Regions from separate parts of the Homo sapiens genome. Here regions 1 and 2 are each linked to region 3. The links are chromatin contacts, found by Hi-C or POLR2A ChIA-PET in ENCODE. All regions are on one chromosome and are shown on one strand. The core of a region is the stretch at or near the end of the contact, and the rest is flanking DNA. Distances in the headings are between cores, read along the strand shown.

Region 1 (2,794 bases), core at 191-2,690, 120 kb before region 3:
AATGTTCTGGGCCCAGGCGGTGAGCTCGGCCCCCAGGAATGCAGCTCCAGCTCCCGCTCCAGAGGCGCAGGGGGATGGGAAAGGGAGTTCAGGGCTGCCGGGATGGGGGCTCCCACGGGCTCCCCTCCTTGCCTGCTAGACTCCAGTGGCAGCCACCACCCCGGAAGGTCCCTCCTGCCGTCTGCCCCAAAGCCCGACCGCGGCAGCCCACTGTGCTGCAGAGGAGAGGCCTCCAGGAGGCCAGCCTGGACGGTCACCTTTCTTCCAGCTGTAGCGCGTGGGGCCCAGGACCCAGTACTCGCTGTCGTCGAAGTGGATGCCGCCGTGCGGGGGGAAGAAGGCGTGGGCCAGCTCCCCCGTGGGGCCGTCGAAGCAGTGGTGCAGCGCGGAGACCAGGCAGTCCGTGTGGTTGATCGGGTAGAAGCCTGGGGGGAGCACGGGGCTGAGAGGCCGGGCGCGCAGGGCCGGGCCGGGGCGGGGGCGGGCGCCCACCTATCCGGAGGTCGCTGGGCTGCTCGGGGGCCACCTCGCGGAAGCTGAAGGGGGACACGTCGCTCCACATGCGGAAGGCGGCAGCTAGGGCCCGCCGCGTCTCCCGCGGGCTCAGCAGGTTCCGCGGGAAGGAGAGGATCCTGCAGGGAGAGTGAGCTCAGCGGGCGCCGGCCGCGCCCCCTCCCCCGGGGCCCAGCCAGGGCGCACCTGTAGGTGAGGTTGAAGTGGTCCCAGCGCAGCCTGGCTGGAGTCAGCGTGTAGCGGCGTCTGCGGGGGGCCAGTGGGCCCGGGACCCGGGTGGGGGGGACCGCCGAGAGGCCCAGCGCAGCGACGTCTCCCTTCAGGGAAGAAAGCGTGCGTGGGAGGCATCGGTGACGGTCCCCAGGACCAAAAACTGCCGCGGAAAATGGACTGGAAGGAAACGGGGGTGGGGGTGCCCAGGGCTGGGAGCGGGCGTGGCGGGTCCTGTCTGCCTGTGGTTTCGGGTCTCCTAACCTGAGCGCCCTGTTGCACGTCCCTGGGAACGCGGCCCAGTGGAGGGGAAGGGGCTGAACAGCAGGGCGAGGCCTCCCACCCCTCCCAACAACTGGACACAGGGGCGTCCAACCCTCCGACCTCGGGACGCACATCCGGACCCTCAAACACCCCGCACACCCCGCACACGTCCTGCGGGCCCCCCGATAGACCAGACCCACAGACGTGAGGACCCCCCCAACCCGGCACCTGGCCTCCCCCCCGCCGCTCACCTGCGCTGCGCTCCAGGCCGGCACCGCCGGGGCCCCCAGCCGGGCCAGCAGCACCAGCGCGGGGAGGAGGCACAGGGCGACCAGCGCGGCTCCAAGCCAGCGGCGCTCGACGCCTGCCCCCGGGGCCTCCGAGGGGACACGGGCCCCGCGGCCCATGGCAGACTTGCTGTGGGGCTCAGGGCTGCATGGGGCAGCAAGGCGCGGGGGCCCGGGCCGCAGAGCCTCCGGGGAGGATCCGGAGGGGAGGCAGTGGCTCGGCGGCTCGGGTTACAGCCCGGTGTGGTGGGGGGGAGGGAGACGGGGCGGGAGAGGGGGCAAGGCTGCCCCTGAAGGGAACCAGCTGGCCCGTCCGTTGGCCGAGCTGCCTGCTGTCTCCAGCCGGGGGCATGGGGACCCGCGTCCCGTGGGCCAGGGGCAGAGGCCTGGGCATGGCCTGCTGGGCGGGGTCCTCGGAGGGGGGAGCGAAGAGGGCCCCAGGCAGCCCGGGAAGGGCAGCGCCAGGGCTCCCGCTTAGGAAAGGGTAGCAGTGGGGGTCCCCAAGCCCCCACTGCTGGGCAGTGAGTGATCTGGTGGCTTTTTTCCCAAATGGAATCCTCAAAAAACCCCTGAGCCCCACATGAGCGGAGTCTCCATCCTGGCCCAGGCAGCTGAGCTGGGCCGCAGGAGACGCGTCGCTCGCCTGACAGTGTCCCCGAGAGCTGGGAGGGGATGGCCGGATGGGGACGTGGCAGTGAGTATGGGGCGGTGGAGGGGGAGGCGGGGAGGGGGTGCGTGGGTAGGCAAGGGCCGCGGAGGGTGCCAGGTTGCGGGGCGGAGGGAGGGAACTTGCCAGGGTCTCCCGGGGAGCCGGGAAGGGGCGGGCCCTGGCTGCGGGAAGCCCCGTGGAGGGTAGCGCGTGAGGTGGAGGGTGTGTGGCTCCTAAATCCCCGGCTAGGCCCCAGCAAAGGGGAGAGGGAGACGGGAGGGACGGGAAACGGAGCTAAGCGCCGGGCCTGGAGGTCTGGACCGGTCCTGATTGGGGGCGGGGGCGGGGAGCTCGGAGACCCAAAGGTTCGACGGGGCGGCCGGCGTCCAGGCGCGAGCGGCTCTGGGCTGGGACCGAGACCGGGCACCGGCGTCCCGCGGGGCGGGGGTGGGGGATTGGGCAGAGGAGCAGGAGATTCCGAGCCAGACCGGCCTGTGTCTGTCTCGTCCCTCCCCGTTTTCCGCGCCGGCGTCGGGCCCAGGGTGACGGCAGCCCGGCCAACGGGGTCAGCGCCAAGCAGCTGGCGGCGGCCGCGGGCGGTTCTTGGAAAGCGCGAGAGGCTGGGCCTGGCCGCCGTATTTGCTCCGACACCGCCCCCCGCCCCCCCAGCTCGTCACCCCGCCTGCGTGCGCCCGGCCCCCAGACCCTGCCTGGGACGCCCCCCAACTAACTCCCTGCTGGGACGGGACCCCACAGCCCTGGGGAGTGTCGGGCCCCTTGGATCAGAGCGCGAGTCCCCGCGGCCGCCCCCAGGACGGAAGAGCGAGGGGGGCCCGGGGGCAGACACAGGAGTCCCCGCCCCGTCGGACCC
Region 2 (2,964 bases), core at 122-2,621, 92 kb after region 3:
CTGGGGGAGGTGGCGTCTGAGCAACTTTCGTCCACAAGCATGTTCCTGCTTGTCCTCCCCAACCGCCTGGCCTTTGTTCCCCAGGAGGGCAGCCGAACTGGGGCCCTGGCAGCCAGCAGGGGAGGGAGTATGTTGGACAGGGGGCTGTGCCCGAAGGCAGGGCCTTCCTAAGTGGCTGAGTAAACAGCGTCAGGTGGCCTCAGCCTGGCCCAGGGGACCAGCTGTGTTCTCCCACCCCCTGCAAGGCTGAAGCTGCCACCATTCAGCTTTTCAGCAGCAGACACTCCACCCCAAAGCCTGCAGAAGGGATTTTGTGAAGAGGGTCACCAGGCTGAGCCTCGGCCAGAACCCGTCTACAGAGGACCCTCAGCCAGAGCAGAAAGCTCCTGAGCCAGCTCCCTTGGGTAACAGAGCCAAGCCCCTCTGAAGGCTAAGTGGTAACTGGAATGGGGGGCTCCAGTTGGCCTGGGACACGGCTGGGGGCAGGCCAGAGGCCTCCACAGTGGATGTAGGATCCCTGCTCCCCCCCAGATGGACTCCCAGAGGCCTGAGCCCAGAGAGGAGGAGGAGGAGGAACAGGAACTGCGGTGGATGGAGCTGGACTCCGAAGAGGCCCTGGGAACCAGGACAGAGGGGCCTAGTGTTGTCCAGGGCTGGGGGCACCTGCTCCAGGCCGTGTGGAGGGGCCCTGCAGGCCTGGTGACGCAGCTGCTGCGGCAAGGTGCCAGCGTGGAGGAGAGGTGCACCTGCGCTGGGGGGTGAAGGGGTCCCTTCTCTGGGTGGGGCAGGATGGGGGTCCCAGCACTGGGTGGGTGGAGGAGTCCCTTCTCTGGATGGGGTAGGACGGGGGTCCCAGCGCTGGGTGGGCGGCAGGACGGGGTGGGGCAGGGCGGGGTTCTGGTCAGTGGTCCACCCCCGCGCCGACGCCCTTGCCCCCTCCTCAGGGACCACGCAGGCCGGACCCCGCTCCACCTGGCCGTGCTGCGGGGCCACGCGCCCCTGGTGCGTCTCCTGCTGCAGCGAGGGGCCCCGGTGGGCGCGGTGGACCGGGCGGGGCGCACCGCGCTGCACGAGGCCGCCTGGCACGGACACTCGCGGGTGGCCGAGCTGCTGCTGCAGCGCGGGGCCTCGGCGGCGGCTCGCTCCGGGACGGGCCTCACGCCGCTGCACTGGGCCGCTGCCCTGGGCCACACGCTGCTGGCCGCGCGCCTGCTGGAGGCTCCGGGCCCGGGACCCGCGGCAGCGGAGGCGGAGGACGCGCGCGGCTGGACGGCGGCGCACTGGGCGGCCGCGGGCGGGCGGCTGGCGGTGCTGGAGCTGCTGGCGGCCGGCGGCGCGGGCCTGGACGGCGCCCTGCTCGTGGCTGCCGCTGCGGGGCGCGGGGCGGCGCTGCGCTTCCTCCTGGCGCGCGGGGCGCGGGTGGACGCCCGGGATGGCGCGGGGGCCACAGCGCTGGGTCTGGCGGCCGCCCTAGGCCGCTCCCAGGTACGTCCCGCCCTCCGCCCGGCAGTGATGGGAGGGGGCGCAGGGCCAGGATCCCCAGAGACGTGCCACCGGGGCAGCTGGAGCCAGGCTGGGGGACGGTGTCCAGGCACGAAGGCCCTGAGCGCGCCCCCGGCTGTGCCCCTCCGGTGTAGCCCCGTCCCGTGGAGACCAGGGCGGGATCCGAGGCCCGGGGCTCGGCTTCATGCTGGTGGCAGCAACAGACTCTCCGCCAGCGCCGGGCCTGTGCCTGAGACCCCCGTTCCTGGGCAGCGGGCAGGGTGTTGGCTGCAGATCCTTGGATTTGCTCTAAGGACTCTTAGGGGGAAAAGTGGACGTTTCCAAGCAGGCCAGCCTTGGGTTCGGCCTCACAACATGAGGAAGTGGTGTCAGGAGAGACAGGCCGCTGCGGGGACAGAAGAGGCCTGGGCTGGGCAAACGCCTGGTGGCTCTGCCCCTCGCCTACCGGGCTGAGGCCGGCCCCTGCTTTTCTCTCCTCTTCTAGGACATTGAGGTGCTGCTGGGCCACGGGGCAGACCCAGGCATCAGGGACAGGCATGGCCGCTCTGCGCTGCACAGGGCTGCCGCCCGAGGACACCTGCTTGCCGTCCAGTTGCTGGTCACCCAGGGGGCCGAGGTGGATGCGCGGGACACCCTGGGCCTCACACCCCTGCATCACGCCTCTCGGGAAGGCCACGTGGAGGTTGCCGGCTGCCTGCTGGACAGGGGTGCCCAGGTGGATGCTACCGGCTGGCTCCGAAAGACCCCCCTACACCTGGCTGCAGAGCGAGGGCATGGGCCTACCGTGGGGCTTCTGCTGAGCCGAGGGGCCAGCCCCACTCTGCGGACGCAGTGGGCCGAGGTGGCCCAGATGCCTGAGGGGGACCTGCCCCAGGCGCTGCCTGAACTTGGAGGGGGGGAGAAGGAGTGTGAGGGCATAGAGTCCACGGGCTGAGCCAGACAGCAGGCTCCAGGCTCCACCGCCCCAGTGATTTCCAGGCTCTCTGGCTGAGGCTGCCTGCCTGGAGGGGACATCAGGGAAGAGGCTTCCGGAGGAGGGGATGGGAGAAAGTAGGGGATGTGGCTTGAGCTGCAGTCACAGGCCTTGGCTGGACCAGGGATGGCCCCCAGCTCCCAGGAGGGCCCACTGACCCTGCAGCTCCAGCCTTCTCCATACTTCAACAAAGAATGAGTTGTGGCAATGAGGGAAGAGAGACCCTCTCATAGTGTTTTATACTCAGTACCTGTTTTAAGAAAAAACAACAAGGAAGTAAAACCAAAGACAGGCAGGCAGCCTGGCGCTAGGCCCGAAACCAGGCCTGCGCCTGCCTGGCCTAAACCCAGTAGTTGAAAATCAATTCATAACTTAGAAACCGATGTTATTCATAGATTCCAGACATTGTATAGAAGAACATTTGTGAAACTCCCTGCCGTGTTCTGTTTCTCTCTGACCGCCGGTGCATGCAGCCCCTGTCACGTACC
Region 3 (2,851 bases), core at 233-2,732:
AGGGAAGGGATCAGAATGAAAGAGCCCACACCTGGAACACAATCCACAGGAAACAAAAGCCTGATGGAGGGCTCCCCACGGTGCACCTGGAGACCCTGCCCCGGGCCCCGCTCCACCACAGAGAGGGCAGACCAAGGCACTGGCAACGCCGGCAGAGCGGACTGCGGGTCAGGAGCTCCGGGGCCGCCAGGACTGGAGCAACTCAGAGGCACAGGTCTGCACTATGGGGAGGCGGCCTGAGGCTGCTCAACCAGGCCTGTACCACTGCAGGGGGCCGCAGGCTGATCACTACGATTCAGCTTCTGGAAGTGGGAGAAGTTTCAATCTCTAAGTGAAGTTAGCGGGTGAAAACCCCCAGGAACTAGGACACAAAGGAACCCTCCAAATAAGCCTGCAGCAAGAAAGTCAGTCACCAACATCCGCTGTCCTCCGAGGTGCCCTGAAGTCCAGCCCTTGATTCCCATCCTAACCTGATGGTTAAAATTACCGAGGAAGGCCATGAGCAGCGGCTCACGCCTGTCATCCCAGCGCTTTGGGAGGCCGAGGTGGGCGAATCACCTGAGGCCAGAATTCAAGACCAGCCTGAACAACATGGTGAGTGCTCACACCCTGAGGGCCTTGGGTCAGGGGTTTACTCAAGCTGAGCAGCACGGCCTGGCCTGTGGCTTCACAGACCTCGCCGTGCAAATGCTAACGTCTTCCAACAAGAAGTGCAAATCTGCTAGTCTCGTTAGAATCAAGTAACTCTCAAATACGCTTCCCTTGTTACGTGGAAACTGCTAGCAACCACCCAACAAACCCATCTACCCATCTGGCCACGCCTTGGCCTGTGCCACGTGGAGGCGGCAAGCGCAGAAGGATCCCGCACGCTCGGCGGTAACTGAAGACCACGGCCAGCCCCAGACCCTGACCCCTGTAACCTATGAGCGCCACCTCCGCACCGCTTTCCGCACCTGACCCGCTCCTGACAGCTGCAGAGGTGCAAACGGGTGACGGAAAGAGTCCGATCCTCCCGGCACGCGACACGGCTCCGGCCGGGGGTGCTCCGGGGGCGCAGTCTCGCCCGGGAAGTGGCTGCCGACAGCGGCGAGGAGCGGCAAGGGCCAGGGCTCCCGCTTCCCCGGCCCGTCCCGCCCGCCCGCCCGCGCCGCCCCGCCCCGCCGCACTCACGCGAGTGCTCCAGCTCGCGCGCCGCCTTGGCGGCGCGCTCCAGGCCGGTGGGGTCGAAGTTGCTCCATTTGTCCTTGGGCGCCGGCCGGTCTCCCAACCCGCGGTCCCCGCCGCCCTCGGCCCCGGGCTGCGCGGGCGGCAAAGGCGGCGGCGGCCCCGCGCCTTCACCCTTGGGGCCCTTGTTAATGCCGAAGAGCCACGACATGCTCGCACCGCCGCCGCCGCTACCGCCGCCGGGACCCCCACCCGAGTCTGACTCGCGCGCGGCTGGGAGCAGCCTCCACGCGCCGCGAGCCGGTGGTCACCGCCACTGCGCAGGCGCCACACACACCCCTTCCTCCCGGCGATAGAAGCGCGTAAGGGACACGCGCGCAGCCCTTGGATTGGCCCCGAGGACAGTGACGCCATAGCGACGGCGCCGCGACTGCCGAACAGGCTTTGGGAGCCAGCGGGGCGGGAGCGGCGAAGCATCTGGCTACGGGAGCCACGCCGGGACAAAATTCCCGAGGGACGTAGGCGAACCCAAGGCAGCGTCAGCCCCGCGCCGCATCCGCGTGGGCTCCGTTGCTAGGGGCTCCGTTGCTAGGGGCTCCGAGGAGTTCCGGCCTTGGCGGCAGCGGGTGGCAAGTTTCCAGGGAGCCCCAAGGTTCTCGATCCGTGCGGCGGGGCGCCCTGCGGTGAGTCCAGGACGCAGAGAAGAGTCTCGCGGGAACCTCACCCGAGGCGGCACCGGCGCCCGGGCAAGCCGAGCCCTTCCGCGATGAGTCGGCGCCCTGGGGTCGCTGCGCCAAGAGCTCAGGAGAGGCGCCTCCCCTCCTCGGTGTCTCCGCAGCCCGCACGGCCCTCCCGCCCAAGACCCCGGGGCGACCCCTTCCCGCGTGGCGGGGCCAGCGAGCTCCTCTTGCGGGGCGTGGACGGGGCCGGGGTGCCCGGGCAGGCGCCGCCCCGGAGCCCACGGTCCACGCGCTCCCAGCGGCCCTGACTTTCTCCTTGATGGAACTGGTTGACTTCACGGAATATATGGAGTGACTTTTCCCACTGGATTGGAAACTGTTTTAAGCCTGAATAATGTTAGATACAATGAGTTCTAAACTTCCCTTCAAAGAATCAGTATATCAGTATGTTCAGTCTTTGTCCTGCATTTTAAAGTCTACCTTCCTCGCAGTTTCAGTAAACAACCTTTTCCACCAGTTCTAGTCAGTAGTTGACATCTGTTGCCCTGGTCACCTGCTCCGTCCTAACTAATCCCGGTCTCCTGCTTTGACCTGAGTCACCTTTAGTTACCTGTCCCATAACCATTTTTCCCGCCAAACCACTCACCCCGCCACTCTGGCCCATACTCCTGCTCCCTTTAAAATAGCCAATGGGCACTAGTTTAGACTGTGCATTCTAACCCTAGCCAATAGGGGAACCACACAGCAGTAGGGGCTACCCGCGTCAGGAATAAGAACCCCTTCCCCTCCCTTGTCCAAGCGCTCGCCATTGCTCCATCTATGAGATGTCCCCTTCTATAGAAGTAAATTATCTAGCTGAGAAAAATTTATATTCGAGTTCTACTTCTTTGGCGGCACAGAAAATTTACATATAACACAGTGAGCTGCCGAGATCTCGTCACTGCACTCCAGTCTGGGCGACTGAGTCAGACTCTGTCAAAAAAAAAAAAAAAAGCCAGAAAATGCCG

What was found. Hi-C counts contacts between places; a loop is a spot of excess contacts on that map. ChIA-PET counts read pairs that join two places held with the same protein, here RNA polymerase II (POLR2A). Pooled maps may share reads with other maps.
Region 1: a map of naive thymus-derived CD4-positive, alpha-beta T cell shows a loop between it and region 3 (10-fold over the local background). The contact joins the promoter of MMP23B here to the promoter of ATAD3A in region 3. A Hi-C loop is called at or near these places in 1 of 168 maps with a recorded cell type or tissue (naive thymus-derived CD4-positive, alpha-beta T cell) and 5 of 50 pooled maps. POLR2A ChIA-PET finds 5 or more read pairs at or near these places in 3 of 52 experiments (H1, WTC11 and activated B cell).
Region 2: a loop to region 3 is called in a map with no recorded cell type, with 5 times the contacts of the local background. The contact joins the promoter of ANKRD65-AS1 here to the promoter of ATAD3A in region 3. A Hi-C loop is called at or near these places in 18 of 168 maps with a recorded cell type or tissue (B cell, CD8-positive, alpha-beta T cell, GM12878 and 10 more), 15 of 37 single-sample maps with no recorded cell type and 28 of 50 pooled maps. POLR2A ChIA-PET finds 5 or more read pairs at or near these places in 19 of 52 experiments (CD8-positive, alpha-beta memory T cell, GM10248, H1 and 14 more).

What each region holds. Positions count from the first base shown.
Region 1 is chr1:1,630,819-1,633,612 of GRCh38, reverse strand. MMP23B (matrix metallopeptidase 23B) reads right to left here and starts at 1,440. Exons shown (of 8, transcript NM_006983.2): 1 at 1,239-1,440; 2 at 700-830; 3 at 493-632; 4 at 258-425. The coding sequence starts at 1,394. It overlaps LOC124903821 (a long non-coding RNA gene), which reads left to right and starts at 1,827. Exons shown (of 3, transcript XR_007065352.1): 1 at 1,827-1,968. RefSeq lists an enhancer at 1-733.
Region 2 is chr1:1,418,573-1,421,536 of GRCh38, reverse strand. ANKRD65-AS1 (ANKRD65 antisense RNA 1) reads right to left here and starts at 1,371. Exons shown (of 2, transcript NR_187360.1): 1 at 973-1,371. ANKRD65 (ankyrin repeat domain 65) reads left to right here and starts at 261. Exons shown (of 4, transcript NM_001145210.3): 1 at 261-404; 2 at 532-740; 3 at 945-1,485; 4 at 1,988-2,964. The coding sequence starts at 532. The coding sequence ends at 2,437. RefSeq lists an enhancer at 2,592-2,964.
Region 3 is chr1:1,510,793-1,513,643 of GRCh38, reverse strand. ATAD3A (ATPase family AAA domain containing 3A) reads right to left here and starts at 1,482. Exons shown (of 16, transcript NM_001170535.3): 1 at 1,171-1,482. The coding sequence starts at 1,375. RefSeq lists silencers at 1,365-1,524, 1,975-2,174 and an enhancer at 1,675-1,734.